2 separate regions of the Homo sapiens genome follow, and region 1 is linked to region 2. A link is a loop called in an ENCODE intact Hi-C map of the cell type or tissue named here. Cell type or tissue: heart left ventricle. All regions are shown on one strand. Each heading gives the region's core, and the rest is flanking DNA. Links, peaks and the distances in the headings are about the cores only. Region 1 holds the start of CIMAP1D (CIMAP1 family member D). Region 2 holds the start of C2CD4C (C2 calcium dependent domain containing 4C).

What was found. Hi-C counts contacts between places; a loop is a spot of excess contacts. Peaks named below come from ENCODE experiments on the same cell type or tissue, not always from the same donor. Only the 100,000 strongest peaks of a DNase experiment are listed, where the experiment ranks them.
Region 1: it touches region 2 in a loop (2.1-fold over the local background); 6 of 110 quality-filtered maps call a loop at or near these places.

Annotation. Positions count from the first base shown.
Region 1 is chr19:473,441-488,660 of GRCh38, forward strand. CIMAP1D (CIMAP1 family member D) reads right to left here and starts at 1,543. Exons shown (of 4, transcript NM_182577.3): 1 at 1,181-1,543. The coding sequence starts at 1,307. RefSeq lists an enhancer at 12,213-12,731. In heart left ventricle, for the core only: a CTCF peak has its summit at 6,909 (motif pointing left); a DNase peak (open chromatin) is centred at 6,881; H3K4me3 peaks cover 483 bases; H3K27ac peaks cover 314 bases; H3K27me3 peaks cover 1,385 bases.
Region 2 is chr19:401,158-416,377 of GRCh38, forward strand. It overlaps C2CD4C (C2 calcium dependent domain containing 4C), which reads right to left and starts at 7,990. Exons shown (of 2, transcript NM_001136263.2): 1 at 7,849-7,990; 2 at 4,288-7,244. The coding sequence starts at 7,204. The coding sequence ends at 5,939. It overlaps LOC124904607 (proline-rich proteoglycan 2-like), which reads right to left and starts at 13,308. Exons shown (of 2, transcript XM_047439790.1): 1 at 10,972-13,308; 2 at 8,365-10,403. The coding sequence starts at 10,299. The coding sequence ends at 9,136. RefSeq lists enhancers at 4,973-5,852, 5,853-6,733, 11,754-12,509. In heart left ventricle, for the core only: no CTCF peak of the experiment used is centred there; DNase peaks (open chromatin) are centred at 4,484, 6,284, 7,354, 8,084 and 1 weaker place; H3K4me3 peaks cover 1,492 bases; H3K27me3 peaks cover 6,135 bases.

The sequences.
Region 1 (15,220 bases), core at 2,864-10,863, 71 kb after region 2:
ACAGATGGGGAGACTGAGGCCTGAGCCTCCCAGAGATACACGGTCACAGATGGGGAAACTGAGGGCCAGGCAGAGAAACACGGTCACAGATGGGGAGACTGAGGCCCAGGCAGAGATACACGGTCACAGATCGGGAAACTGAGGCCCAGGCAGAGATACACAGTCACAGATGGGGAGACTGAGGCCTGAGCCTCCCAGAGATACACGGTCACAGATGGGGAGACTGAGGCCCAGGCAGAGATACATGGTCACAGATGGGGAAACTGAGGCCCAGGCAGAGATACACGATCACAGATGGGGAGACTGAGGCCCAGGCAGAGATACACGATCACAGATGGGGAGACTGAGGCCTGAGCCTCCCAGAGATACACGGTCACAGATGGGGAAACTGAGGGCCAGGCAGAGATACACGGTCACAGATGGGGAGACTGAGGCCCAGGCAGAGATACACGGTCACAGATGGGGAAACTGAGGCCCAGGCAGAGATACACGGTCACAGATGGGGAAACTGAGGCCCAGGCAGAGATACACGGTCACAGATGGGGAAACTGAGGCCCAGGCAGAGATACACGATCACAGATGGGGAGACTGAGGCCTGAGCCTCCCAGAGATACACGGTCACAGACGCCATGTGTTGTGGCTTCTGCAGAATCTCGATGCCACAGGGATCAGGAGAGACCACAGAACCAGCCCGAGGACCTGGCTTGGGGCCTGACTCCAGCCGCTAATTGTGGGTGAGGAAACTGCGGCCCGTCCTGGGCCCTCACCGAGGCCAGCAGCTGATGTGGCTCCCAGCAGAGCCGCCTCCGCACACGCGCCCCTCGCCCTGCCCCACGTTGTCTAGGGCGCCCGTCCCTGAGGGCCACGCTGGAAATATTCCCTCCTCCCCGCGTCTCCCGCATGATCGCTGTGGCTTTGCCCACTGCTGTACCCACAGCCCCTGGAAGGGGACCCGGCTGGCAAAGCACGCAGCTTCCGTTGGACAGACACATACTCGGGGCTCACGGCAACCCCGTGTCCACACCCATCCTGCCGGAAGGAAAACTGAGGTCTGGGGAAGGGCAAGGACTTGCCTGAAACTCCTGCCTCCTGCTGGGCTCCCAGAACATTCCAGAAGCCCCAGAAGTATGGGGAGTGGAGCAGGAAAAGGTCCCACCCATCCCCCACGGCTGGCACGCACCGTTCTCCAGGGTGGCCGTCCCACAGGACTTCCTCAGGCCGGTCTCCGGAATCTGGCCCTCCGTCACTCGCCGGCCAAGGGGGGCTGTGGCCAGCCGTGGGGTGGAGTCGCAGCTGAGGGTCCCCATGGTGGGCAGGCGATGGCCCCCACAGCACCCACGGGGCCTGGTGCTACCTTCTGAGCCGCAGCAGCTCTGGCGGCCACAGGCCCAGGCACCGTCCCCACCTTCACGGCCTCACCACACCCTCCCACGACCACAGCCGCACAGACGGCCTCTTGTCCCGCAGCAGGGAGTCGTGGGGCCCTGGCCCAAGGCAGGCTGGTCGGCCGGACACTGGCCTGGAAGTGGGGCCGGGATCGAGTGTCGGCCAGGCGGCTGGATGGTCCAGGAAAGAGTCCGGTGTCAGCAGAGTGCGTCTCCCGGGAGCCGGCAGAGCTGGGCAGCTGGGGCCAGGGCCGGCCCCAGGGAACTAGACCTGCAAACATGACACCCACAGCCTTGCAGCAGGAGGGCCTGGCGGGGTCGTGGGTGGCGTGGCCCCGTTTCTACACCTGGGGAAACTGAGGCACAGCCCAAGGTCATACAGCAAGTACACAACTCTGGGAGTTTCAGCTCTGAGCCAAGAAGCATTCACTGCCTCATCCTGTCACTCATTCCTGCCAAAGCATGTACTGGGCACCTACTGTGTACCAGCCTCTGTTGGGGGTGGTGAGAACTGGACACGAACAGACGGAAAAGAAGGAGATGTTCTCAGGATGGGAGAGAGAAAGTCGTCAGTAAATGTGATAAGTGAACACAGTCTGGTGTATGAGGAGGCACTGAACGTGAGGGAAAACGCAGACAGGTTTGGGGCCCAGGGTAGCAGTGTGGGTGTGGGTGAGCCCCACGGAGAAGGTAAAACTGAACAGTCCCAAAGCAGGTGAGGAGGCAGCCGTGCAGAGGCCCTGGGGCAGCGGCGAGGACAGCGGGGAGGTGAGAGCCGTCCTCACTGCCTCCCAGATGCCTCCGAGATTTAAACCACAATGGATTTTGATACATTCAAGGCGACCACTGCGTGAGGCTCCAAGAAGAGGCTCAGAAAACTGCCAGATGAGATGCACGTTCCTGTCTCTTCCTTGTTTGTTTCTGTATTTTTTGGAGCCTTTTGCAGTGTAATTTTTTTTTTTTTTTGAGACAGAGTCTCACTCTGTCACCCAGCCTGGAGTGCGCTGGTGCGATCTCGGCTCACTGCAACCTCTGCCTCCCGGGTTTATGCGATTATCCTGCCTCAGCCTCCTGAGTAGCTGAGATTACAGGCACCCGCCACCACGCCTGACTAATTTTTATATTTTTTAGTAGAGATGGGGTTTCACCACGCCTGGCTAATTTTTTTTTTTTTTTTTTTTTTTTTTTTTTGAGACAGAGTCTTGCTCCCCCGCCCAGGCTGGAATGCAGTGGCGCGATCTCGGCTCACTGGAACCTCCGCCTCCAGGGTTCAAGAAATTCTCCTGCCTCAGCCTCTCGAGTAGCTGGGATTACAGGCATGCACCACCACGTCTAGCTAATTTTTTTGTATTTTTAGTAGCTAATTACAGGCACACTCCACCATGTCCAGCTAATTTTTTTGTATTTTTAGTAGAGACGGGGTTTCACCACGTTGGCCAGGATGGCCTCAATCTCTTGACCTTGTGATCCAACCGCCTCAGCCTCCCAAAGTGCCAGGATTACAGGTGTGAGCCACCGCGCCCAGCCAATTTTTTTGTATTTTTAGTAGAGATGGGGTTTCTCCATGTTGGCCAGGCTGGTTTCAAACTCCTGACCTCAGGTGATCCACACACCTCGGCCTCCCAAAGTGCTGGGATTACAAGCGTAAGCCACCGTGCCTGGCCTGCAGTGTCATCTTTAACAGCTTTATTGATATAATTCACATACCATACAATTATACATTTCACCCTGCAATGTAATTTTAATGTATTGCATGTTTTAAAATTTTTTAATCAAAATGGTATAGTCTACATAAAGGATCATAAAACAAGTCTTAGTACATATCAAACTTTTGAAACTTACAGAGCATATTATCTGGTGAAAAAGGAATTAAAATAGAAATCACCAACAATACGATATCCAGGATCCCCCAAATATATTTAGAAGTTAAACAACATACTTCTGAATAACCCACGCATCAAAGAAGTCATCACAAAGGAAGTTAGAAAATTTTCAAACTAAATGACTATAAAAAATCAACATATTAAACTGTGTAGGATGCAGTTAAAGAAGTACTTAGAGGGAAAATGGTTGCTTTAAATTTTTATATGAGAAAAGAAGGCTGGGCACAGCGGCTCACACCTGTAATCCCTGCACTTTGGGAAGCCAAGGCAAGCAGATTGCTTCAGCTCAGGAGTTCAAGACCAGCCCAGGCAACATGGTGAAACCCCATCTCTACAAAAAATACAAAAATCAGCCAGGAGTGGTGGTGTGTGCCTGTAATCCCAGCTACTCAGGAGGCTGAGGTGAGAGGATTGCTTGAGCCTAAGGAGGCCAAGGCTGCAGTGAGCCAAGATTGTGCCACTGCACTCCAGCCTAGGCCTAAGTTTCCACCTAAGAAGCTAGGAAAACAAGAGTAAGTATAAGGAAGATTGTAAAGATAACAGTAGAAATCCATGAAATTGAAAACTGTAGAAATAATCCCTTGGCCGGGCACTGTGGCTCATGCCTGTAATCCCAGCACTCTGGGAGGCCGAGGCGGGCGGATCACTTGAGATCAGGAGTTCGAGACCAGCCTGGCCACCATGGTGAAACCCCGTCTCTATTAAAAATAAAAAAATTAGCTGGGCACAGTGGTGCACGTCTGTAATCCCAGCCACACAGGAGGTTGAGGCAGGAGACTCGCTTGAACCCGCTTGAACCCTGGAGGTGGAGGTTGCACCACTGAGCCAGGATCACACCGCTGCACTCCAGCCTGAGTGACAGAGCGAGACTCCACGTCAAAATCAAAAAAAAGAGAAAAAAAGAACGCCTCCTCCCCATCCCAAAAAAGCTGGTCTTTATTTTTATTTTTATTTGTGTATTTATTTATTTTTGACACGGAGTCTCGCTCTGTCGCCCAGGCTGGAGTGCAGTGGCACGATCTCGGCTCACTGCGAGCTCCGCCTCCCGGGTTCACGCCATTCTCCTGCCTCAGCCTCCCGGGTAGCTGGGACTGCAGACACGCGCCACGCCACGGCACGCAGGCCCTGCACGGCCTCGTCTCCACCTCCCCCTGTCCTCTCGTCCTGCTCCTTCCCCTTTGCCGCTCTACTCTGACCATCCGGACCTGCTTTCCCTCCCTCGAGCCCCTAAGACGGTCTCCACCTCGGCCTCTGCCTGAGCTCTCTCTACCTGAGATGCCTCTGCCAGCAAACCAACCCTCGCTGGCCCCTTCCTCGGTCACGAGGGCCCCCAGCCCACAGGCCCTGTCACTGCCCAACCTTGGACACACCATTTGCTCGTTTCCAGAGGCAGCACAACTCCAGAGCCACAGCAGGGATGGGTGCCGAGGAGGGAGAGAGGAGGAAAGGCCCCAACCTCCCTCGACCAAAGCTGCTCCTTCACCAAAACCAGCCGAAGTGCAGGACCCCAGGGGCTCCCACGGCTAAAGAGACAGAGGGGACAAGGGCCTGGAAGGTGTTCCCCCAACCCCATCCCTCCTCACATCCGGGTCACCAGGTCCAGGCCACACCAGACAGCCACTAAAGGCAGACAGCCAGAGACTTGGTTCCAGCCCGGACTCGGCCCCACCTGCCTCCGTTTCCCCATTTTACGTGGGGTGGAACCAAAAGCTAACACAGGGAAGACAGGATGGGAAGCCGGCCAAGCCGACAGCATGTTGCTGGGAGGACGCTGAGGGCCGGCAGCCTCGCCAGAACGAGCTGGGGCCCCTCCAGCCACCAGTCCCCTTCTGATCTGATCGCACCAGATTCTATCAACTCTGTCTTCAGCTCAGAGCTTGTCGCAACTGCCAAGCAAAGAGCTTGCAAATGAGATGCAAATGAATTCAACACACATGCAGATGAGCCCTGATTTTAATCCTGCCTGCTCGACAGAAGAGACTAAATCACAACAGTGAAAAAAAGGGAGGCTGGACCGGATGAGAGGCCGGAGGCCGGCCCTACGTCCACCCGCCCAGCTGCCGGCTGCAGGCGAGGGACGTCACTGCCCGGCCTGGGTGTCCTGGGTGGGAGGTGACTCCGTTGGTGCTCCCGAGACCCTTGTTCTCACCGTAATTAGGAACTCAGCCAGTGTTTATTTGGGGCCAGGCCCTGCTCAGGTGCTGGGAAAACGGGAGAGGACAAAACACACAAGTTCCTCGTCCTCCCTTTCCCTTGGAGACAGGCAGGCAGATAAGTGAAACTTACGTGAGTGCAGAGGGCACGTCGCGCTATGGAGGAAACGTGGGCGAAGGGGGTGTTGGAGGCCGAAAGAGTGAGGGCCGTGATCAACTCAGTATACCACTGGGGGGCTATATGAGTAGACAGCAAACTGTTCTCGTAAATGCAGAATGTTGGCAAACTGACAAACTGCGTCTGCCGTGCAGAAGGGCTGCTGAGGGCCATCACCACCCAGGCACAAATGTTTCCTACGATTAGGCATAATTGAAGCCCGTCAGTAACAATATGAACCTGTGATCAATTAAGCAGCTGCTCAATCGTTACCTCCTCCTCTCTGCTCTTGTTACCCAATAAATACTAAGGGCTGTAGAAGCTCAGGAAGCTGCCTTTGCTCACTAGGAGCAGGGAGCCCTTTTCTTCTTCTTTTTCTCTTTTTTTTTTTTTGGGGGGGGGGGGGATGGAGTTTCACCCTTGTCGCCCAGGCTGGAGTGCAGTGGCGCCATCTCAGCTCACTGCAACCTCTGTCTCCCAGGTTCAAGTGATCCTCCTGCCTCAGCCTCTCGCGTAGCTGGGATTACAGGCGTGCGCAACCACGCCCGGCTAATTTTTGTATTTTTAGTAGAGACGGGGTTTCTCCATGTTGGCCAGGCTGGTCTCGATCTCCTGACCTCGTGATCCGCCTGCCTCGGCCTCCCAAAGTGCTGGGATTACAGGCGTGAGCCACCGTGCCCGGCTAATTTTGTATTTTTAGTAGAGACGGGGGTTTCTCCATGTTGGCCAGGCTGGTCTCGATCTCCTGACCTTGTGATCCGCCTGCCTCGGCCTCCCAAAGTGCTGGGATGACAGGCGTGAGCCACCATGCCCGGCCCCTTCTTCTCTCTTTCCTTCTCTCTTCTTCTTCCCCACGTTGCCCTTCCTTTAAAATAGTTACTTTTAAGTTTTTATTTCTATTTAAAAGTTTCCTTTGTTTCTTGTTATCATTTTCTACGTTTGTCCCTTCGTTCAGTCTTATAATGACGGTCTCAGGCAGTAACTGTGGCGGTCAGCCACAGGGTGGTTGGTGGTGTGAGCGTCTGCGATGTGAACTGGGAGGTCGGGAGCCTCGCGGAGAAGGTCACGCTCCAGCAGAGACCAGAGGAGAAGCCGAACTCGGGAGGCGGGCGAGGCATTCCAGGCTGACAGGAACTGCACGCACAGAGGCCCTGGGGCAGGACCTGCCTGGTGTGTAGGAGAAACAGCGACGAGGCCCGTGCAGCTGGAGCAGCGTGAGCAAGGAGAAGAGGAGCCGGGAGGAAGCCGATGCGGCGGGTCCTGCACGGCCTGTGGACTGTGGGGACACGGGTGACGTGTGAGCAGGGACGCGTCCCAATCAGAGCTCACAAGCGCCCTCTGGTGACATCTGGGAGAGCAAAACGTGGGCGGTGCCGGGAGAGGGCGTCACATGCTGGGAAGGATGATGAGGATGGATGACAGGAAGGATGATAGGGGAGGATGATGGGAAGGATGATGGGGAAGGATGATGGTAAGGATGATGGAGAAGGATGATGGGGAAGGATGATGGGGAAGGATGATGGGGAAGGATGATGGAGAACGATGATGGAGAACGATGATGGAGAAGGAATGTGGGAAGGTGATGGGGAAGGATGATGGGAAGGATGATGGGGAAGGATGATGGTAAGGATGATGGAGAAGGATGATGGAGAAGGATGATGGAGAACGATGATGGAGAACGATGATGGAGAAGGAATGTGGGAAGGATGATGGGAAGGATGATGGAGAACGATGATGGAGAACGATGATGGAAAACGATGATGGAGAATGATGATGCAGAAGGAATGTAGGAAGGATGATGGGGAAGGATGATGGAAAGGATGATGGGAAGGATGATGGAGAACGATGATGGAAAACGATGATGGAGAACGATGATGGAGAAGGAATGTGGGAAGGATGATGGGGAAGGATGATGGGAAGGATGATGGAGAAGGAATGTGGGAAGGATGATGGGGAAGGATGATGGAGAACGATGATGGAAAACGATGACGGAGAATGATGATGGAGAAGGAATGTGGGAAGGATGATGGGGAAGGATGATGGAAAGGATGATGGGAAGGATGATGGAGAACGATGATGGAGAACGATGATGGAGAAGGAATGTGGGAAGGATGATGGGGAAGGATGATGGGAAGGATGATGGGAAGGATGATGGAGAAGGAATGTGGGAAGGATGATGGGGAAGGATGATGAGAAGGATGATGGGGAAGGATGATGGGAAGGATGATGGGAAGGATGATGGGAAAAGATGATGGGAAAGTATGATGGGAAGGATGATGGGAAGGATGATGGAGAACGATGATGGAGAAGGATGATGGAGAAGGATGATGGGAAGGATGATGGAGAACGATGATGGAGAAGGAATGTGGGAAGGATGATGGGGAAGGATGATGGGAAGGATGATGGAGAAGGATGATGGGGAAGGATGATGGGGAAGGATGATGGGAAGGATGATGGGGAAGGATGATGGGAAGGATGATGGGAAGGATGATGGGGAAGGATGATGGGGAAGGATGATGGAGGATGATGGAGAAGGATGATGGGAAGGATGGTGGGAAGGATGATGGAGAAGGATGATGGGAAGGACAATGGGAGGATGACCGAGAAGGATGATTGGAGGATGATGGGAAAGGATAATGGGAAGGATGATGGCAACCAAGACCAACTCATCTTCACCAAGCTCATGGTGTAGCCAGAAAGTTGATCACCCACAGCAGCACTGCCCACCAGAAACAGACTGAGAACCTCCTACTTTTTTTTTTTTTTTTTTTTTGAGACAATATGTTGCTCTATCACCCAGGCTGGAGAGTGCAGTGGTGCAATCATAGCTCACTGGAGCCTCCAACTTCTGGGCTGAAGTGATCTTCCCACTTCAGCCTCTGGAGTAGCTAGGACTATAGGCATGTGTCACCATCCCTGGCTAATTTCTTTTTTGTGTGTGGAGATGGGATCTTGCTATGTTGCCCAGGCTGGTCTTTAACTCCTGGCCTCAAGCAATCCCCCTGCCTTAGTCTCCCAAAGCACTGGGTTTACAGGCATGAACCACCATGCTCGGCCATTTTTAAATTTTCTAGTAGTTGTATCAAAAAAAGAGAAACACGTGAAATTAATTTTAATAATACATTTTATTAACCCCCATATCCAAAATAATATCATTTCTGCATATGAACATTACAGGTGAGATATTTCACATTCTTCTTTTAATGCTGTCCTCCCAGCCTGGCATGTTTTGCACTCTCTGCCTCAGTGTGGAGCGTCCACAGTTCCAGTGCTCCAGCGTCACCTGTGACCTGTGGACGCTGTGTCGGGCAGCACAGGTCTAGAGAGTAGAGCCTAGGACTGATCCCTTGGGCCAATGGTGCTCAGCCATGGGTGTTGCTGCCCCCAGGGGACACTTGGCTATGTCTGGAGACATTCTTGGCTGCCAGGACCAGGAGTGCTGATGACATCTAGTGACTGGAGAACTACAACGCTGTTCCTCCCAAGAGAAGACCCTCAAATGTCAATGGTGTCAAGATGGGGAAATGCTGCCTTAGTGGATGGGCACTTATTAATCGCCTACTGCATACAGGGTGAGATCGGCAGGGCGTCCTTGGCATACAGCAGATTACTCATGCAGAACGGCTCTGCTGCCAGCTCTGTGCTCACAGGCGCCACCCCACGAGCTGTTCCATGCCTATCACCATGGACAGAGGCGGAGGTCACAAAGCCAGCAGGAGTGTGGACCTAGGACTCAAGTCCAGAATGTTCTTGGCCCTGCACTGTCCTGCCCACCTACACCTGCCAGTCTGAATGTCACCCACCCTGGCCGCCATCATACGAGCACCCCAGCCCCGCCCCTCGACGGGCACCGAGGCTATTCCCACTTCACCTCCTTTACAATTTCCTGCAGTGAACTTCCCAGGCAGACCTCCTGCGCCCATGAACCAGGGTTTCTGGATTAGACACTGTGTGGTCCCTGATGAATCACTGCACCACTGTGCATGTGTTTCCTCCTCTGAAAAACGGGCATATGTCAGCCTGACTCCACAGGGTCACTCTGAAGACAAGGGCATCTGGCCCCTTATCATTCAAACATCCTCTTCCAGCCTTCCCTCACTCCAGCAAATGGCACCTCCAGACCCATGCTGACTTGGATCCAAACCCCTGGGGCCGCTTCCTGGATCCAAAGCCCACTCAGCAGCTGACTGCTGCTCTCCACCTCACAGCCACGGCCCAGTCCAGGGCCCCATCCCCCCCCAACACCCACCCCCACCTCCTCAGGGATCCCTGGGACGCCTCTCCCAGCCCCAAAAGGCCACTCTATGTCAGCCAGAGCCAGCTCTTCAGACATGACCATGGGAAGCCCTACAGACGCCCATCCTGGCTGCCACTGCGTCTAGCACAGGCTCCTCCCCGACAGACCTCCACCTGCCTGAGTTCCCTCACCACTCCCCCAGGCATGCAGGCTCACCCTCGTTCCAGTGACACGGAGCTATGAGATCATGGTGGGCTGAAATCAACAGACCAGGGGTTCCCAACCCAGGTGATTGCCCCCAGGGGACGCTGGGCAGTGTCCAAGGACACCTGTGGTCGTCACGACTGGGGGAGCTCCTGGCATGGGGTGAGTGGGGGCAGGGATGCCGCTAGGCACCCTGCAGTGGCCGGGACCACCCCACCTGGGATGTCCACAGGGCCTGCGGAAGACCCTGCAGCAGAGAGCCATCAGCTCTTCCTCTCATGGGTCCCCGGAAGCTCTGGGATCAATCAATCCCCATGGGGCCGGCTCTGGGATCAACACTGTGTCCCCAGCTCCCCGGAAGCCCCTGCAGCCATCTTCCTTCCCTCTACCTGTCAGCCGCCATCCTGCCTGTAAAGCCAGGCCCCGCTTTGCCTCTTCTGTGCGGCACGGGAAGGGGACGGTGCACTCATGAGACCTCCCACCCTGCCTGTGAGATCAGTCCTGGTGTGGGTGACAGCTGTCCATCACTCACTTCTGTTGCTGGGCAACGTTCCATCCCATGAAGATGCCATGATTTACTCAGAGCTTCTAGGCTGCTTCTAGCTCGGAACAACCGCAAATAATGCTGTGAACACATGTCTCTCTTGTTTTATTTATTTTTTTCTTTTCTTTTCTTTTTCTTTTTTTTTTTTTTTTTTTGAGACAGAGTTTCACTCTTGTCACCAGGCTGCAGTGCAATGGCGCGATCTTGGCTCACCACAATCTCTGCCTCCCGGGCTCAAGCGATTCTGCTGCCTCAGCCTCCTGAGTAGCTGGGATTACAGGTGTGCGCCACCACGCCCGGCTAATTTTTGTATTTTTAGTAGAGACGGGGTTTCTCCATGTTGGTCAGGCTGGTCTCGAACTCCTGACCTCAGGTGATCCGCCCGCCTTGGCCTCCTAAAGTGCTGGGATTACAGGCATGAGCCACCGCGCCTGGCCTCTTGTTTTATTTTTGACACAGGGTCTCATTCTGTGCTCAGGCTGGAGTGTGCAGTGACGTGATCACAGAAAGGAAACCTCAGAGCAGAGTTGGGTCTTCACATACGGTGGCCAGGAAGGCCCCCTGAAGAGGTGAAACGTTAGCAAAGGCCTGGAGGAAGTCAGGACCTCTAAGGGATGCCCAGCTGTGCAGACATCTACGGGGTGTCTGGGGAGGGCACCGCTGTGCAAAGGCCCTGGGGCAGGACCGCACCTGGCGAGGCGGAGGAGCGAGGAGGAGGCCAGGGTGGCTGCCGCAGGGTGAGGAGGGGAGAGCAGGAGGAGGGAGGGCGGGGCTGACCCAGCAGGTCGTGAAGGGCCCTGAGGACACGGAGAGGACACAGGGTTTTACCCTGAGCAGGGTGGGAGCCACGGAGGCCTCTGCTGGAGCAGAGGAGGGCACGGCCTGAATTGGGTTTGAAGGAATCGACTGAGGGTAGGAAGGTGGGGGTAGGGAAGCCCGGGGGAGGCGAGCACACCAGCCCAGGTGGGCACCACGGGGCCTGGGCTGGGGGCTGCTGTGGGATGGTCAGGAGTGGGTGGGTTCTGGGCCTGTCTTGAAGGCAGAACTCACAAGATTTTCTGAGACGCTGTGGGGTGAAGGGGAGTGAGAGGAGGGGAGGGTCCTGGAAGGGCGGGTGCAACCTCAACCCAGCGGAGGACCCTGCTGACCTGCTTAGTTGTTTATGGAGGGTCATTGCCGTGCTCTACCACGTAACACACGTACACACACACACACAGGTGCACGTTTACACCACGTGGGTGCGCACGATGAGGCACACACAGGCAGGCGCGCACACACACGCGTGCTCACATAGGAACACGAAGAGGCAGGAGCCGGGCGTGCCCGAGCCCCGTGGCGCCCTGGGCATCCCAAACACCGCCTGCCCAGAACAGGTGCGCAGTGAGTGCCTGCTGAGCCAGTGAGTGGAATGAAGCTCTACAATAGTCCAGATGACAGACATGACTGCTGTGGCTGCTGCCGATCCAAGTCCCACCGTTCTTTTCTCTAGAGACAAGGTCTCACTCCACCATCCAGGCTGGCGCGATCACAGCTCACTGACGGTGGAGAAGGGTGATCAGAGAATGGTGGGAATGAGGCGGCCCTGACCTCCTGGGGTTAGCGATCCTCCCACCTCAGCCCCCTAAAGCACCGGGAGGGCAGGTGTGAGCCACGGTGCCAGCCCCAAGTTCCCGACATTCTTTCCTAAAACACATCCTCCGGCTGCAGATGAGGGTGCGACAGCTGGGAGGCAGCTCCCAGGAGGCCGGGTTCCTCCGATGACCTGCTGTTTCTGTGTCCCTGGCACACGGCACAGCAGGAGAGGGGGAGGCCAGGTGTTTGTGGCTGCTGCCACCGGCCCGTCCAGGGTCAGCTCATGCTCCCAGCCTCCGTGATCTGCCACTCCCCACTTCCCTGAGGCTGCTCACTGCTGTCCTTTGTCCGGCGGCCAGCCCCCTGACTCAGACTCACGCGCCCTGCTGCTGCCCGCCCCTTTGTTCCCGGGAGACTCTAACAAGGAAGGCTTGTTCTTCCCGCAAGGACACAGAGAACCTGCCAGCTCCCCTCCATCCTCATCCAGAGAGAGCCTGCTGTCCCCGTGGGACAGTGAGGACAGGACCAGCTCTCAGGCTCTGCTGGGCACCCAGCCCATGCCTGGCAAGTCCTCATGTTACAGACGAGGACACCGAAGCTCAGAGGAAGGAAGGGCTTGTATTCCGAGGATTTGGGGGGCTGGAGAGGGGTCCTAGTGGGCTCTGCTGTAGCCTGCAAGGTCCTACAAGCCCAGGTCCTTCCTGCCCTCTCTGGCTGCGTTGGTCCCTCCGGACTCAGCCTCTGCACTCACCGTACATTCTGCCTGATACACCCGGTCCAACTCCCTCCCCCTCCAGGAAGGCCTTGCTCAAATCTCTCCACCTCCAGGATCTTCCTTGGACCACTGATTGATTGATTGATTTTTTGTTTCTGTTGTTTTTCTGAGATGGAGTCTTGCTCTATCACCCAGGCTGGAGGGTAGTGGCGCAATCTCGGCTCACTGCAACCTCCGCCTGGTGGGTTCAGGCGATTCTCCTGCCTCAGCCTCCCAAGTAGCTGGGATTACAGGCGCCCGTCACCACACCCAGCTAATTTTTGTCTTTTTTAATAGAGATGGGGCCGGGAGCGGTGGCTCACGCCTGTAATCCCAGCACTTTGGGAGGCTGAGGCGAGCAGATCACGAGATCAGGAGATCGAGACCATCCTGGCTAATACAGTGAAACCCCGTCTCTACTAAAAATACAAAAAATTAGCCAGGCGTGGTGGCAGGCGCCTGTAGTCCCAGCTACACAGGAGGCTGAGGCAGAAGAATGACGTGAACCCGGGAGGCGGAGCTTGTAGTGAGCCGAGATTGTGCCAGTGCACTCCAGCCTGGGCGACAGAGCAAGACTCCATCTCAAAAAAAAGAAGGAAAGAAATAGAGATGGGGTTTCACCATGTTGGCCAGGCTGGTCTCAAACTCCTGACCTCAAGTGATCCGCCCACCTCAGCCTCCCAAAGTGCTGGGATTACAGGTGTGAACCGCCATGCCCGGCCTATCGGGACCACAGATTTGATCCTGCAACCTGCCTATCATCATGCTGCCTGCCCCCTTCCCTGCCTTTTCCTTCTTCCCAGCAGCACTCTCCACGCCTCACCTATTGCAGCGGCGGCTGGAGCTGCTCATGCCAGCTCCTGAGCCCACTGTGAAGTTCGCGGCGATCTGTGAGCTGGTTGGCTCATGTTGGCAGCCACGATGGGAGTATTTACAACACAGGGGGCGGCGTGCGCTGCAAGTGAGGGCCTTTTCCCTTGGAGAGCCAGCTGTTCAACATTTCTCCGCACAGCACCACTTCGGTATTATGCCCGAGGTTTATGGCATAACTAGCCTGGCTCATGGTCTCTCTTCCCTGCTGCTCACTAGAATGTAAGCTCCTTCGGGCCGAGGTCAGCCCACCTTGCACTCTGCTGTCTCCTTGGCACTTAAAACAACGCTTGGCATACAGCAGGCACTCAATAAAGATGTGCTGGCAGGGCGCATGACGTGTGCCTGTGGTCCCAACACTTTGGAAGGCCGAGGCGGGAGGATTGCTTGAGCTCAGGAGGCGGAGGTTGCAGTGAGTGGAGATCGCACCACTGCGCTCCAGCCTGGGCCACAGAGTGAGACCCTGTGTCAAAATAATAACAAGCATGAGGCAGGGGGGATCAGCTGAGGTCAGGAGTTCGAGACCAGCCTGGCCAACATGGTGAAACTCTATTAAGGGAGGAGACCATCCCTCATATTGTCTTATGCCCAATTTCTGCCTCCAAAGAAAGAAGTAAAAACTAAAAGGCAGAAATGAAATCCACAGGCAGACAGCCCGGCGCTGTGCCCTGGGCCTGGTAGTTAAAGAGCGACCCCTGACCTACTGGGTTACGTTATCTATAGATTCCAGACATTGTATGGAAAAGCACTGTGAAAACCCTTGTCCTGTTCTGTTCCGATCTGATTGCCGGTGCATGCAGCCCCCAGTCACGTACCCCCTGCTTGTTCAATCGATCACGACCCTCTCACGCGGACCCCCTGAGAGTTGTGAGCCCTGAAGAGGGACAGGAATTGCTCACTCGGGGAGCTCGGCTCTTGGGACAGGAGTCTTGCCGATGGCCCCGGCCGAATAAACCGCTTCCTTCTCTAACTGGGTGTCTGAGGAGTTTTGTCTGCGGCTCTTCCTGCTACACTATCTCTACTAAAAATACAAAAAAAAAAGGCCGGGCTTGGTGGCTGAAGCCTGTAATCCCAGCTCCTCGGGAGGCTGAGGCGGGCAGATCACGAGGTCAGGAGATCGAGACCATCCTGGCTAACACGGTGAAACCCCGTCTCTACTAAAAATACAAACAATTAGCCGGGCGTGGTGGCAGGCGCCTGTAGTCCCAGCTACTCGGGAGGCTGAGGCAGGAGAATGGCGTGAACCCGGGAGGCGGAGCTTGCGGTGAGCCGAGATGGCGCCACTGCACTCCAGCCTGGGCGACAGAGCGAGACTCCGTCTCAAAAAAATAACAAGTAAATCAGTGTGGAACTAACGAGCGCCCTCGTCCCTCGCGCTGCTGGGACTGACGTCCGGGTACCCCCAACGCAACCACGGCCTCCCGGTGACCCTGACCCGCGAAGCGGGCCGGAAGCCCCGCA
Region 2 (15,220 bases), core at 4,383-12,382:
ACAGGGCGCACGGACCACCAGGAAAGGGCACGGCAGCCTAGGCGCCCAGAGCTCTGCGAGGGATCCCTCGTGGGGGCTTGATTGACTGATTGCTTGCCACGGGGTTGCCCTCGAACTCCAAGGGTGTCTGACGCTGTGAGACCCAAGGCGCTCCCAAGTCCCACGGTTGGTCTTGCTGGTGTGACCCTCCCTACCCCAGACCAAGACGCTCCCCTCAGGCAGGGCAGAAATCACCTCCCAAAGCCAAGGCAAAGCCCAGACCTCACCCCGCACGAGAGGATTCCTCACCCCACGGGGGAAGGTGCGGGTCTCATCCGTGGCACCGCAGCAGGGCTCAGCCGGTGACCAGGACTGGGTGCCACGGGTGCTGGGTCCGTGCCCACTCCAGCCCCACCAGCAGGCAGGGAGGGTACAGGGTGCTGCAGAGGAAACCGAGTCACAGAGAACGGAGGGACTTGTCAGGATTCTGACCCATGGCTGGCAGAGCACAGCTCCCTGGGGCCCTCTCTGCCAGATGGCAGGGGCCGGCCATGCAAGCAGGTGTCCAGTCCCACCCAGGAAGGGCAGCGTGGGTCCAGCCCTGGTCCGAATTCCTGTCCTGTCAGCTGGGAGGTGTGCGCAGGCCCCTTTGCCTTCTGTGCCTCGGTGTTTCCATCTGTGGATGGCAGTAGGCAGCGTCTTGCTGAGGATTCAGCGGGTCCTCCCGCCCACCCACCCACGATGCGCTTAATCAACAGGCCCTGCCCTGCGTGTGACCCTGGAGAGAGGCTCTGGGACCACGTCACTGTACAGTAGGGTAAACTGAGGCTCAGGCGCCGGCCCGCGGGAATGGCCCGCCCTCGTGGGAGGAGCATGTGTGCGGGTCGGCGTCCGCCTCCTCCTTTTTATTGAAGTCATTTTTCTCCTCCTGTCAGCGGAACTGGCCGTGGGCAGCCCCTCCCTCCCACCCCCAGGAGCTGAGAAGAAAACAAAAGCTTAATCGAATCCGGCACTGGGGCGGTGGGTGCCGCAGAGAGAGGCCGAGGGAGCCCCCGCCTGGGTGGGTCTGAGGCCGCCTGTAATTATGGCCCTGATGTGATTATATTAATTATCGTCGCTATTTTGTGCCGGCTTCCGCCCGGCGAGCCTGTGGATTGAGCTCTACTGCACACAAGCCGCCAGGGCTCATCACAGACAGAGCCTTCGGCCTCGGGAGCCTGAGACCCAGAGAAGCCACGCACTGCCCCGGGCCACACCCCACGTGGAAGGTGGGGCTTGAAACTCACCCTGCGGCTCCCCACACACGTCAGGGTTAGAGGTTCAAGGCCCCAGAGAGGACAGGCCGCAAGGCAGGGGCCCTGGGAAGGTGTTACTCCTCCTCCTCGGATGGGAGAGACCCACTGGATCAGTGTTCTGTCACCTTAAAAAATGAATCAGCCGGACGTGGTGGCTGACGCCTGTAATCCCAGCACTTTGGGAGGCCGAGGCAGGCGTATCACCTGAGGTCAGGAATTTGAGACGAGCCTGGCCAACTTGGTGAAACCCCGTCTCTACTAAAAATACAAAAAACTAGCTGGGTGTGGTGGCGGGCGCCTGTAATCTCAGCTATTTGGGAGGCTGGGGCAGGAGAATCGCTTGAACCCTGGAAGAAGAGGCTACAGTGAGCCGAGACTGCACCTCTGTACTCCAGCCTGGGCGACACAGCAAGACTCCGTCTCCAAAAAACAAACAAACAAAACAAAACAAAAAAACTGAAACAAGCCGGCTTGAGCAAACAAGGCACTTTACCGGCCCACCCTCTGAGCTGAAATGGTGCGCAGTTATGGACTTCAGGCATAGCTGGATCCAGGTGTCCGCAATGTCTCCAGGCTTCTGACTCTTCATCTGTTGTTCCCTATGATGGCTCCCCTCTGAAGAAGGGGCATCTTTTTGTAATTTGCACCAAACGGGGTGCCCCCCGCTTGTGGTGCCCATGGCCTTCCTGAGGGTCGGGAGACTCAGGATGGCCGCCAGTCTGAAAGGAGAGACTGCTGGCAGGTGTGCCTGCCTCCTTCACCGCACAGCACCCACTGGGGCCGAGCGCTCTGTGGCGCCAGGGATGCTGGAGGTGCAAACAGTAGATTCGTTCTGCTCAGGATCAACATCACAAGGCAGCAAACGGCCACAGCCAGGAGGGAACAAGGGCATCTGACTCCCCCGGGGTGGGGGCTGACCTGAAGGGCAGTGGGCCAAGACCTGAGGCAGGGCGAGACACCACGCAGGCGCAGAATCCCTGGATGACGCCCACTTGGAAGTGGAGGGGGGAGGGCATGGGCAGCTGCAGCTCCCAGACACCAGCACACACAAACGCACACACAAGTGCACACCAGCAGCGACACAGGCACACACAAGCGCACACAGGGTCACACATGCATACACGGCTCACGTGCTTACACGTGCACACGCCAGCACACAGGCAGCTATACTCGAGTGCCTGCAGGCGCTCACCTGGCACTGTCACATACGCCCAACAGATGAGCACGGTAACGGCACACGCAGTCACACTGCACACACATGCGGAAGCACATGGCGACGTGTGTGCACCTACCTGGCACGCACACGCACACACCCGTGCAGCCTAGCGATGAGTGGCTGGGGCTGAAGAGGCTACAAGGCGCCCGTAGCCCTGTCAACCCGTCCCAGGCCCTGACTGGGGCTCACCAGGCCGCGGTCAGGAGGCCGGGCTACGCTGAACCCCAATTCCCAAAAGCTCCTGGTGGATTTGAGATGGCAGAGACATCTGGACCCCATGGGCAGCAGGAGAGACAGAGCAGCCCAGCCTGGGCTGAGAGCACAGGGACGGGTCCTGCCCCGAGGGGTGTGAGGGGGGGACGGGGTCCTGCCCTGAGGGGTGTGGGGGGGACGGGGTCCTGCCCTGAGGGGTGTGGGGGGGACGGGGTCCTGCCCCGAGGGGTCTGAGGGGGGGACGGGGTCCTGCCCTGAGGGGTGTGGGGGGGACGGGGTCCTGCCCTGAGGGGTGTGGGGGGGACGGGGTCCTGCCCTGAGGGGTGTGGGGGGGGGACGGGGTCCTGCCCTGAGGGGTGTGGGGGGGACGGGGTCCTGCCCTGAGGGGTGTGGGGGGGACGGGTCCTGTCCTGAGGGGTCTGAGGGGGGGACGGGGTCCTGCCCTGAGGGGGTGTGGGGGGGACGGGGTCCTGCCCTGAGGGGTGTGGGGGGGGGACGGGGTCCTGCCCTGAGGGGTCTGAGGGGGGGACGGGGTCCTGCCCTGAGGGGTGTGGGGGGGACGGGGTCCTGCCCTGAGGGGTGTGGGGGGGGGACGGGGTCCTGCCCTGAGGGGTGTGGGGGGGGCACGGGGTCCTGCCCTGAGGGGTGTGGGGGGGACGGGGTCCTGCCCTGAGGGGTGTGGGGGGGACGGGGTCCTGCCCTGAGGGGTGTGGGGGGGACGGGGTCCTGCCCTGAGGGGTCTGAGGGGGAGACGGGTCCTGCCCTGAGGGGTGTGGAGGGGGGATGGGGTCCTGCCCTGAGGGGTCTGAGGGGGGGACGGGTCCTGCCCCGAGGGGTGTGGAGGGGGGAACGGGGTCCTGCCCTGAGGGGTGTGGGGGGAACGGGGTCCTGCCCTGAGGGGTGTGGAGGGGGGATGGGGTCCTGCCCTGAGGGGTGTGGAGGGGGGACGGGGTCCTGCCCTGAGGGGTGTGAGGGGGGGACGGGGTCCTGCCCTGAGGGGTGTGAGGGGGGGACGGGGTCCTGTCCCGAGGGGTGTGGGGGGGGGACGGGGTCCTGCCCTGAGGGGTGTGGGGGGAACGGGGTCCTGCCCTGAGGGGTGTGGGGGGAACGGGGTCCTGCCCTGAGGGGTGTGGAGGGGGGATGGGGTCCTGCCCTGAGGGGTGTGAGGGGAACGGGGTCCTGCCCTGAGGGGTGTGGGGGGAACGGGGTCCTGCCCTGAGGGGTGTGAGGGGGATACGGGGCTGTGTCTAGAGGGGGTCTGTGGAGACAGGGTCCTGTCTGAAGGTTCTGAGGGGAGGCGGGACCCACCCTGTAGGGACCGTGTGGGGTCCGAGTCCTGTTTCCTGACATCCATGTAGTCAAGAGCTGGAACCGTGAAGCAGAACCCAGACCTGCCGCTCCAAGGGAGGTGGTTTATCAGGGGCTGGGCTCCTGCCCCCGCCTGCCTCCACCCGGGGCAGGAGAATGCGGAGGGCAGTGGAAAGGACCTTGCCAATCTGGAATCCTCTTCTCCTTCCTCCCTGGAGTTCACCGCAGAACTCTCTCGTTATTAAACAGCCAGGGAAGCCAACCTCCACCCCCGTATTCCCGAAACACCTTTATTGCACTATAAACAGCATTTATAAACAAACACAGCTGGGGAGTGTCTTAAAGATTTACCCACAGTCAACCTCAGACACTAAGATATCAAAGAGTGCAGGGGGGCTACTAAACGGGGGACCCCAGGGAGAACAGGGCCTGGGAGGGGTGAGCATCAGAGAAGGCGGGGAGCGCCGGCGTCTCTCTCCATGCAGGGCACCCTCCCCGCCTCCCCGGCCTGAGGAGCCTCCGCCCTGGGTGCCCTGGCTTCCGGGAGAGAGCGGAGCCCTGCAACACCAGGCTCAGAAGGGGCCTGCACTCTCCCTCTGGAGGGCTCACAGGTGTGTCCCACCGGACGTGCAGCAGGGGCCCAGCTGCTCCTCCAGTCCTGGGAAGCAGCTCCTCCACCCTCCCCTGGACAAGAGGAACAATGTGTGGCAAACGGGCTGACAAGGGACGTCCCTGGGTACCACAGATGTGCCCTGGTTCCTCCGTGCCCACCAGCAGCCGGGAGAGGCGAAGGCACTGGCCTGGCCTGGCCCCTGCTTTGAGTCTTATCATTTCTGCATCATTCTGAGCTGGAAACCTCCCCAAAATCATTCAAGGACCCACATAACCACACAATGGAAGCCTTGCAGCCACCTAACAGCAGGAAAGGCCATAGCCAGGTCCCCCCAGCTGCCTCCTGGGCTCCGACCCACCCACCGTAGCCACAGCCTATTTACACACGTGGCGTCAAAGCCACGGCCGTCAATCACTGCGTGTCGCTCCCAGCTGCAGACGCTGGACAAAAGGGCGACGGGGTGGCAGCCCCCAGCGAGGACGGATGGGCCATAGGGCTGCTCTCTGGGCATCTCTGAGCAAGACCCTCCGGCGCCACAGCAGAAATGGCCAGACGGGCCTGTACCCAAAAAGCCAGCGGCGACAGTGTTGGAGGAAAACAGGCCAGGAGAGCCGTCTCCTCCCCGCGGACCTCTGCCAAGACCTCCTCTGCTCCGACTGTGGCAGCGGCTGCTCCCTCCGCGCCCACCCTCGTCAGGGCACCCTCGCCTGGCCCCACTCCCCACCGGAGCCTGGGAAGCTGGGGTCTCCCAGAGCCAAGCCTGACCCCTGGGAGGGGGCGTCCCGGGCAGAGCCTGGGCCTGGTGTGGCCGCGAGGCCCTGCTCTCCGCGGGGTGGGAACTGGATGGCGGCAGGCTGTGGGGGAGGAAGACACACGTGCAGTGAAGGAGACTGTGGGCTCCAAGACTTGTCACCTCCCTGTCCACGGCCCCGCCCTGGCCACATGCACGGATTCCTGAACCCCTGAGAACCTCCTTCTAGAACTCTGCGTGAAAGGCGCGAGGCAGTGTGGAGGGGCAAAGGGGGACCCTCTGCCCCGCGAAGTGGCCCCTTCTCTTCCCCCGAGGCCCCTCTCCTCCTCCTCCTCCTCCTCCAAAGGAGAAATTAATTCATGAAAAATAATACTCCAGTCAGCATCGGGTGACCCAGGAAACCCTGCGTCAGCTACAGCATCAGCGCCCAGCCCAGCCTGAGTGTGAGCCCCTCCCCGGCCAGCCCCAGCCCAAGCCAGCGGACCCGCCCGCCAGCACCCGGTGTGGAGGAGAGACCGGGGTCTGCCCTCTGCACCCGAGCGGACAGCGAGCAGGTCCCCGCTCTACAGGAAGGGGAGCAGGGAGGTCAGGGGCAGCTCCTTCTCCCCGAGCAGCGTGTCCCGCTTGAGGCTGCTGCCCTTGTTCACCACCTTGATCCTGAGGGCCAGTTTCCGGACGCTGGCGGGCCCCAGGCCGTCGAAGAAGAAATCCTCGTTGAAGACGGGGCGGCGGCTGTTCTTCACGATGGTGCTGCGCTGCTTCTGCAGCTTGCCCGGCACCAGGCACAGGCCCACGCAGCAGTTGATGCTGCGGGCGTCGCACAGGCGGTCGTAGAGGCCCTCGGCGGCCAGCAGGTGCACCCGCAGGCGGGCCTGGCCGGCCTCGTACTCGGCCAGCAGCCGCACGCTGCCCCGAGGGCCCACGTGGACCGTGTGCTCCCCACGCGCCTGGCCCGACTCGGGGCCAGGTTCCGGGGGTGCCCGGCGGGTCAGGCGGCGCCGGCTCCCGGGGCTGGCGTCCGGGGTGCTGTCGTCCGCAGACAGGGAGCCGTGGCGGCCCACGGAGTGCCGGAGCTGGCTCACCTTGGCCTGGCTGTCCTGGGCGAAACCTTTGAGCAGAGACACGGAGCGGGACAGCAGAGGGGACCCGAAGGGGGAGGACTCGGCCGAGGACCCTGTGTCGCTCTCCCCGCCACTGAAGTAGCGGCCGGGGCTCATGAGGGCCCCGCCAGCCTCCCTGGGGCCCCCATCACCCCCGTTGGCCTTGGCAGCTGCCCGGCGGCGCCCGGCCCCTGGGGAGCCCACCTGGGCCAGAGCCCCGTGCTCACTGTGGAACAGAGACTCCTTGCGCCTCGTGTGGGGGCTCTCAGCCAGCATGGCGAAGCCGTAGGACGTCTGGGCCTTGGGCACCGAGGGCAGGGACATGGCACCCTGGGCCTGGGGGTCGGCGTCAGTGGCCTCCTCGGACAGCCAGTCCTCGGCACTCTCGATCTGGATCACGTGCCGGGTGGCTGCCTTCAGCAGGCTCTTGCTCTCGGCTGCCAGCTTGGCAGGCAGCCGGGGGCTCCGTGGGGTCTGGCGGGGGGCCGCAGAGGCCAGGTTCTGTTCCGACGTGGAGGGGCCCAGCGCGGCCTGTCCCTCGCCCTCCGCGGGGCCCGAGGGCAGCTTGGGGGGGATGAAAAAGTCGGGGATCTTGTCGGGCGTCAACACATTGCTGTACAGGGGCCCCTTGGAGGCCTTGTCCCCCGCCTCACTCCCCACGCCCCGGGCAGCACCGTTTTCCCCAGACCCCCGAAGCCGCTCCAAGAACCACATGTTGGTTTTTCTCATGGGGGCGGCAGGCAAGAGGCCCGGACAGGGGCTGCAGCGTCTGGGAAGAGAAGCAGGGGTCAGGAGCAGTGGGGGGCGGCTGGCAGAGGGCCCTGGGCACCTGCTCCCTGTGGGGCCTCCCGGCAGGGCCCTGCCGGCGGGGTGGGGGTGGAGGGGTCCCCTGGGGGCGTCCCGCCCAGGCGCGGCGGCCCAGGACAGGAGTGAGGCGGGTTCCCCCCACCTTTTTCCGGAGAGATCCCGCTTAACTTCCCAGCACCAAGCCCAGGGGCGTGGGGGCCGCGCTCTGACTCTCCGGGGAGCTCCCAGAGGAGACTGGCCCCTCGCCCGCCCCCACTCTGGTTTTGAGCATCTCAGCGCTCATTCCAAAGGGTTCCGCGCTCAGTCCCAGGGGAAGACACGGATGTGGGTGGACCCCCGGGGTGTCCCAGCTCCGCCCCCCCGGCTCCCACCCACCTGTGGCTCCTCCCTGGACCGGAGGGCCAGGCGTTCGGGGTGGGGGAAGGGAGGGGCGGTAGGTCTGGGGCCGAGAGAGCAGCGAGTCGACTCCCCGGTGTCCCCCCGCCCCCAGCCCTCCCCGACTCCGCTTGGGGTGGGGGGTGGGGTCCCGGCGGTCCCCGCAGACCGGGCGGGGTCCCCGGACTTACCTGCCCGGGGTGATGGCCCGAGGCCGGAGGTCTGTTCGCAGACACGCAGGGGTCTCGGCGCGCAGGCTCCCGGGGCTGGCGCGGGGGACGCGGCCGGAGCTTCGATGCGGGCGGCGGCGGCGGCGGCAGCGCAGTCGGACTCATTCACCCGCGGCGGGAAACCGCCCAGCCCCGCCGCCGCCGCCGCCGTATTCCTCCGAGTACGGCCGCCCGCGCCCGCGCCCGCGCCCCCGCCCCCGCGGGAAGGGGGTGGGGCCGTCTCCCCGCAGCCCCCGGAGGCTGGTGGCAGGGAGGAGCCTCGCCAGGGCCCGGGGGCTGACTGGGGGCCGGTGGGAGACAAGCAGGTGGTCACGGTTGGCTGACGGCCACCCCCGGCGCTCACGCCCGCAGATTCCGGGAAGTCGGACTCCCAAGCCCCTGCCTCCGTATACCGGAAGAGGGTCCCAGACCCCCTACTCGCTGCCGGCGAGGAGCTTTCCCGACTAACGACGACGAATTAAATGACGGCAACAGTAATAAATGCAGCTGGGTTTATGATGGAGCGTTTCCTCCCTGCCAGCCTCCCAGCGTCCTGGCGGGTCTCTGACTCTCACACAACCCAGTACGCAGGTCCTACTGCAATTCTCAATCTGTAGATGAGGAAGGTGGGGGGTTTCCTTCCAGAAACAAGGACCGAACAGCTAGGACAGCAGGTCTTACTAAATGGGCAACCTCTCAGCAGCCCTACAAGAAGCCTGGAAGGGGGGGGCTCCTTCATTTCATGGACAAACGTTTCCTGAGCACCCGCTTGATGCTGGACAGTGACCTGGCCACCGGGGACACAGCTGGGACGGAGGGAGGTGGCCCCAGCCCTGGTGATGCAGGGGCAGGATGCCCACAGAGCGTACAGGTGCAGCTTAGAACTGCAGGGGTGGTGACGCCCGGAACAGGAATACAGCAGGAAAGCGTGAGGGTCGGGGCGAAGAGAGAAGGCACATGCGTGTGATTCACGGATGGAGAAACCCATAGGGGGCAAGACCAGGTCCAAACCCAGGCTTCCTGGCAGTTCCTGAGACCACAGGGTCCCCCCCTCCTGAGGCCCCGACCCCCCTCCTGCCAGCTGCTTCGTGATCTGCCAGCCCCGGCCTTCACTGCTTCCTTCTCTCCCTCCCTCCCTGCCCTCCCCGCCTCAGTTTCCTCTTCTGGAACCGAGCTGAGCAGTTCCCAGCCTCCTCGTGCTTGGAGCCAGCAAGATAACATATCCCCAGGACCAACCCGGAGCCGGCGGACGCCTGGCGCTTTATTGAATTATTGATTGTCCAGGAGCCTCCTGCATTCTGGGAATGTCCCCAAGTCTGGATGTGGCCCAAGCTGGGAGGAGCGGCTGCTGCCACAGTGGTAGAAGAGGGGTCCAGGAGGGCGAGAGAGCTGGGCTGAGGCCTCCCCACTCTCCACGTACCCTTGCAATAAGGGGTTAGAGTCCTGCCGTCCAGAGGGGAAAGTGAAACCCGGAGGAGCTGTGACCCCATCTAAGCTTTGCTCACCCAGCAAACGTTGATGAGCCCTCATTTTTGTGCTGGGGCAACCGCGACGCAGCCCCGAAGTCTGACAAGGAGGCAGACACCGAGGAATTCTCCCCTTCACCGCCGCCGCCTCCAGGAAGCCTGGGCAGGCCCCACCACAGACTAGCAGGGCCCCCGAACCCCAGCTCCAGCTGCCATGCAGAATACCCTTGGGCTGCTGTCCACCACCCCTGCTGGGCCTGAGGCGGGAGGAGGGTCCTGGGGGTCTGTCCACTGCCCCTGCTGGGCCCGGATCCTGGGGATCTGTCCACCGCCCCTGCTGGGCACGGATCCTGGGGGTCTGTCCACCGTCACTGCTGGGCCCGGATCCTGGGGGTCTGTCCACCGCCCCTGCTGGGCCCGGATCCTGGGGGTCTGTCCACCGCCCCTGCTGGGCCCGGATCCTGGGGGTCTGTCCACCGCCCCTGCTGGGCCCGGATCCTGGGGGTCTGTCCACCGCCCCTGCTGGGCCCGGATCCTGGGGGTCTGTCCACCGCCCCTGCTGGGCCCGGATCCTGGGGGTCTGTCCACCGCCCCTGCTGGGCACGGATCCTGGGGGTCTGTCCACCGCCCCTGCTGGGCCCGGATCCTGGGGGTCTGTCCACCGCCCCTGCTGGGCCCGGATCCTGGGGGTCTGTCCACCGCCCCTGCTGGGCCCGGATCCTGGGGGTCTGTCCACCGTCTCTGCTGGGCCCGGATCCTGGGGGTCTGTCCACCGCCCCTGCTGGGCCCGGATCCTGGGGGTCTGTCCACCGTCTCTGCTGGGCCCGGATCCTGGGGGTCTGTCCACCGTCTCTGCTGGGCCCGAGCCGGGAGGAGGGTCCTGGAGGTCCTGTCCCTGTAGTGGCCCCAAGGCACAGGCCAGCCATGTCTCCAGTAAACATTTGCCAAACAAATGGGTGAATAGCATCGCCACGATGGCCCCGAAACAGTGCTCTTTCAGCAGGCCCGAGGAGAGGGGGCCTCAGGGGCCACAGAGCCACCCTCCTCCATTGCAGACAAGGACAGCAGGGCCTGGGGAGGGAAGCGGACAGCTTGGGTCCTAGGAAGGGGCAGTGACGGGTCTCCTGACATCAGGCCAGCCCCAGGTATTGGGGGTTCGCTCTCCGGCACCCCTGCCCAGCCCAGGTGGGGGCAGAGCCTCTCCTGCCAGCTGGGTTGGGGGATGAGGCACTGAGTTTACACTATGCCTGTCTCCATGCTAGGACACAAATCCAGAGCTGGTCAATCAGGGCTTGAATCCTGGTGCCAACCCTTCCCACTGTGTGACGCTGGACAAGCATCCAGACCTCTGTCTCTTCAGCAGCCCAGGGCACCACGGCTCTCGAGGGAGGGCTCAACAGATCACTATGTGCAAAGTGCCTACAGCACCCCACCATGTGTGCGAGGCAGGCGTCAGTCGCCCTCTCCCTCAGACGCTTCTGCAGGTCAGGAAGGGTCTCAACCAGGGGGGAGCTGGCCCAGACCTCAAAGTGCACCCCAGAGCCCTGACCCCACCACAGCCTGGCTTGGCCAGAAGCCCCACCCCATCCCCACATCCTATCACATTTGGGGGCTGGGGAAACATAGGCCTGAAAAGTACCTGGGATGGGTCCTAACACCTGCCCTGTGGACGGACGCAGACCCCACCCTGGGTGGGGCAGGGGCAGGGAGCCCGGGGCCTTCTGGCTGCTTAGCTCTGCACCATCGGTAAGTAAACAGGAGCCTCTCCTGGTCAACAGAACCTTCTGCTTCCCTCTGCAGCAGCCTCGCTGCAGCCCTCCAGGATGGGAGACCAGGATGCTGCAGATTCGGGCTCAAGCTGGAGGAGGGGCCCAGGTGGTATCGACCAGCCCCTCTCCGCCCTGAGTCGTGGCGCCTCATGCTGGGAGGCTTTGGCCCTCCATCCCCCCAGGTGGGGGCCCCACCAGGGACCCGGGGCTTCCCAGAGCCAGGCCTGAATCCAAGGCTGCCCCACAGTGGCCTCCAGGATAACAGGCTTGGAGGACCTACAGGGAGGTGGTTTAAAAAGGGGAGGGCTGCAATCCGAGCTCCAATGCTGAGGAGGCCACTGGGTAGCTGTGCAGCTTGAAGACTTACCCTGGGAGCCTCAGGAAAGGGAGGGGACGGCGTAACAATAAAACAATCCCAGGAGCAGGACTGTCTGCGAGCTCCCAGGAGGGACCTGACTGATTCGTGCATCACGGGTTAGCCCAGTGGGAGGGCCCTGGAGGGCCACCATCGCCAGTTTCCAGAGAGGGACACTGAGGCACCGGGGAGTAGCCCGATTCCTCAGGGAGCACATGGAACCGGCTGACCTCCAGGCCTGCCGCAGGCGGGGTGCTCAGTTGATACTAGCTGATTCCCGGGGCATCCTGCCCCTCCACGGCACCAGCTGATACCCAGGTCATCCTGGCCATCTATGGCACCAGCTGATACCCGGGGTGTCCTGGCCCTTCCATGGCACCAGCTGATACCCAGGACATCCTGGCCATCTATGCCACCAGCTGATACCCGGGGCATCCTGGTCATCTATGCCACCAGCTGATACCTGGGGCATCCTGGCCCTCTATGGCACCAGCTGATTCCCGGGGCGTCCTGGCCCCTCCACGGCACCAGCCGATTCCCGGGGCGTCCTGGTCCCTCCACGGCACCAGCTGATTCCCGGGGATCCTGGCCCTCTATGGCACCAGCTGATTCCCGGGGCATCCTGGCCCCTCCACGGCACCAGCTGATTCCCGGGGATCCTGGCCCTCTATGGCACCGGCTGATTCCCGGGGCATCCTGGCCCCTCCACGGCACCAGCTGATTCCCGGGGATCCTGGCCCTCTATGGCACCGGCTGATTCCCGGGGCATCCTGGCCCCTCCACGGCACCAGCTGATTCCCGGGGCATCCTGGCCCCTCCATGGCACTAGCTGATTCCTGGGGCATCCTGGCCCCTCCACAGCAAGTCCTCCTGTCTCCTCGTGCAGGGGATCGAGTGCGATTCAGGGAAGAAAACGACTCTTCCAGGCTGCGCAGCATTTAGAGGTTGAATGTGACCCAGGGTTCTCCTGCCTCCCACTCCAGGCTCAGGCTCCCGAGGAGTGGATTATTGACTTAATTATTCCAATTATTGGAAGTACAAAGGTAGGAAAGGGGAGGAGACAGGTGTAGGGACCGAGCTGGAGCCAGGCGTCTGGGGACCCAGGCTCTTCCAACCCAGAGAACGGGATTGGGAGATGGGGGCCCTCCAAAACCAGCTTCACCACCTCCCAGTGGGATGGTCTCGGGGGTCACCTCGCCTCTCCGAGCCTCCGTTTCCTCATCTGTAAAGCAGGGAGAGTTTCAGCCCCCCGAGTTCATGATACTCTTGGCTCATGTCCCAGCAGGCGCCAGTTTCTATTTACACAGGGACTTGGAAGAGGACAGACAGAGGTGGAGTGTGGATGGGCAACTTGGGCCCAGGGCCCAGGGCTATGAATGAATGAATGAAGTGCATTTAGACCCCTCTATCCTATGCATCTTGGGAATCTGACACTCCCTACTCCCCAGCACTCCTCTGGTCCAGCGCCTCCTCCTTGCCCTCCCCGCAATTCCCAACAGTTTACTTCCCACAGGGAATGTTATCACCCCTGTGCTCAAGACCCCTGGCAGCTCTTCCTGGCACCAGGCCTCCCCCAAGCTCTGTGTCCTCACCCCGCTTCTGACCTCACCTCGGCCACACTGGCCACCCTTCTGCTCCCTGAACGTGCTGGCTGAACACACCACAGGGCCTTTGCACACGCCATCTCCTCTGCCCACGCCATCTCCTCTGCCCAGAGCTCTACTTTCTTCACCTGGATTTCCTGGGATTTCTAAGCTCCATGACGCACTCTTTTCCACAGTTGTTTGTTTTGAGATGGAGTCTCGCTCTGTCCTCCAAGCTGGAGTGCAGTGGTGCGATCTCAGCTCACTGTAACCTCCGCCTCCCGGGTTCAAGCGATTTTCCTGCCTCAGCCTCCCGAGTAGCTGGGACTATAGGCGTGCACCACCACGCCCAGCTAATTTTTGTATTTCCAGCAGACATGGGGTTTTGACATGTTGGCCAGGCTGGTCTTGAACTCCTGACCTCAGGTGATCTGCCCGCCTCAGCCTCCCAAAGTGCTGGGATTACAGGCGTGAGCCACCGCGCCCACTCCACAGTTGTGATTTTATGTTGAGTGGTGATTTGCGGATTAATGTCACTTGGCCATTAACTCCACAAGGGCAGATCTGTTTTGGTCATTACTGCATCTTGTTTGCCCACCAGAGCTCCTGACAGATAAAAGATACTCAAGCAGGTAAAAGATACTCAATGCAAGCATGCTGAAAGACGGTGGGTGGGTGGATGGATGGAGCAGTGAAGGGAATGAAAATGAACAGGCGATGGATGAGCGATAGACAGGTGGATGCATGGATGATGAATGGATGGACAGATGGAAAATGGATAGATGGAATAATGATGGAGGCTTAGGCCGATGGATGGGGGACCAGGTGGGTGAATGGATAGATGGATGGCTGGGTTACTGATGGGTGTAGATGGGGCGATGAATGGGTGACTGGATGGATGGATGACTGAAGGATGTGTACATGTGGAGATGGATGGATGGCTGGATATGCAGATGGATGGTTGGATGGATGAGTGGGTTACTGATGGATGTGTAGATGGGGGATGGGTAGGTGGATTACTTGATGTGTAAATGGGATGGATGTATGGTTGGATGTGTAGATGGATGGATGGGTGGATTACTGATGGATGTGTAGATAGGGGATGGATGAGTAGGTTACTGATGGATTTATAGATGGATGATGCATGATGGATGGATGGATGATGGATGGATGGTTACTGATAGATTTATAGATGGATGATGTATGATGGGTGGATGGATGGATGAGTGGGTTACTGATGGATGTGTAGATGGGGGATGGATGAATGGGTTACTGATGGATTTATAGATGGATGATGTATGATGGATGGATGGGTGAATGGATGATGGATGGATGGATGATGTATGATGGATGGATGGGTGAATGGATGATGGATGGATGGGTGAATGGATGATGGATGGGTGGGTGAATGGGTTACTGATAGGTTTATAGATGGATGATGGATGATGGGTGAATGGGTTACTGACAGACATGTAGACGGGAGGATGGATGGGTGGCTCTGCCTCCACATCTCGGAAATAAAAGACGTGTCATTGAAGCCCCTTTTGGGTTTGCCTTTGGAAGGCTCCAGTCCTAGTTAAGGACAAACCAGAGTGGCTTTTTCTCCCCACACACACCCTTACTAGACCTGTCCCCCAGGGCAGGGGGTAGGGCCTGCTGTCTGCAGAGAAAGCAGCCAGAGATCCTCGGCCCTTGACAGACATGGCCCTGCAGGGATGTGGAGAGGCTGGGAACCTCTCTCCTGGGAAGATGCTGTGTTTGTGGGAACCTCTCTCCTGGGAAGATGCTGTGTTTGTGGGAACCTCTCTCCTGGGAAGATGCTGTGTTTGTGGGAGGAGCTGGGGGGTCTCTTGGAGCCAGAAGCTCAGATGTAACATGACGGCAGGTCTAAGGAATGGAGCTGGGGTGCTTGAGCACGATGCTGGGCGTCGGGGAAGAGCAGGGGCATCGAGGGGGATGTCCTGGAGAGAAGCTAGGACAACAGGAAAGCCCGGCCCATCTAGGGCCATGCTGGGGGCATCTTGGAGAAGAAAACAACCAGCTCTTGTCTGATGTCCTGGGCTGTCTTGAAAGGCAGAGGTTTGGCATTCGGGTGATAAACTAGGGTGTCTCCAAGGAGGTGAGAGAAGTGTTTAGTGGAGAAGTTGAACTGTGTTTTATCCTGGATAAAACAGAGGTAAC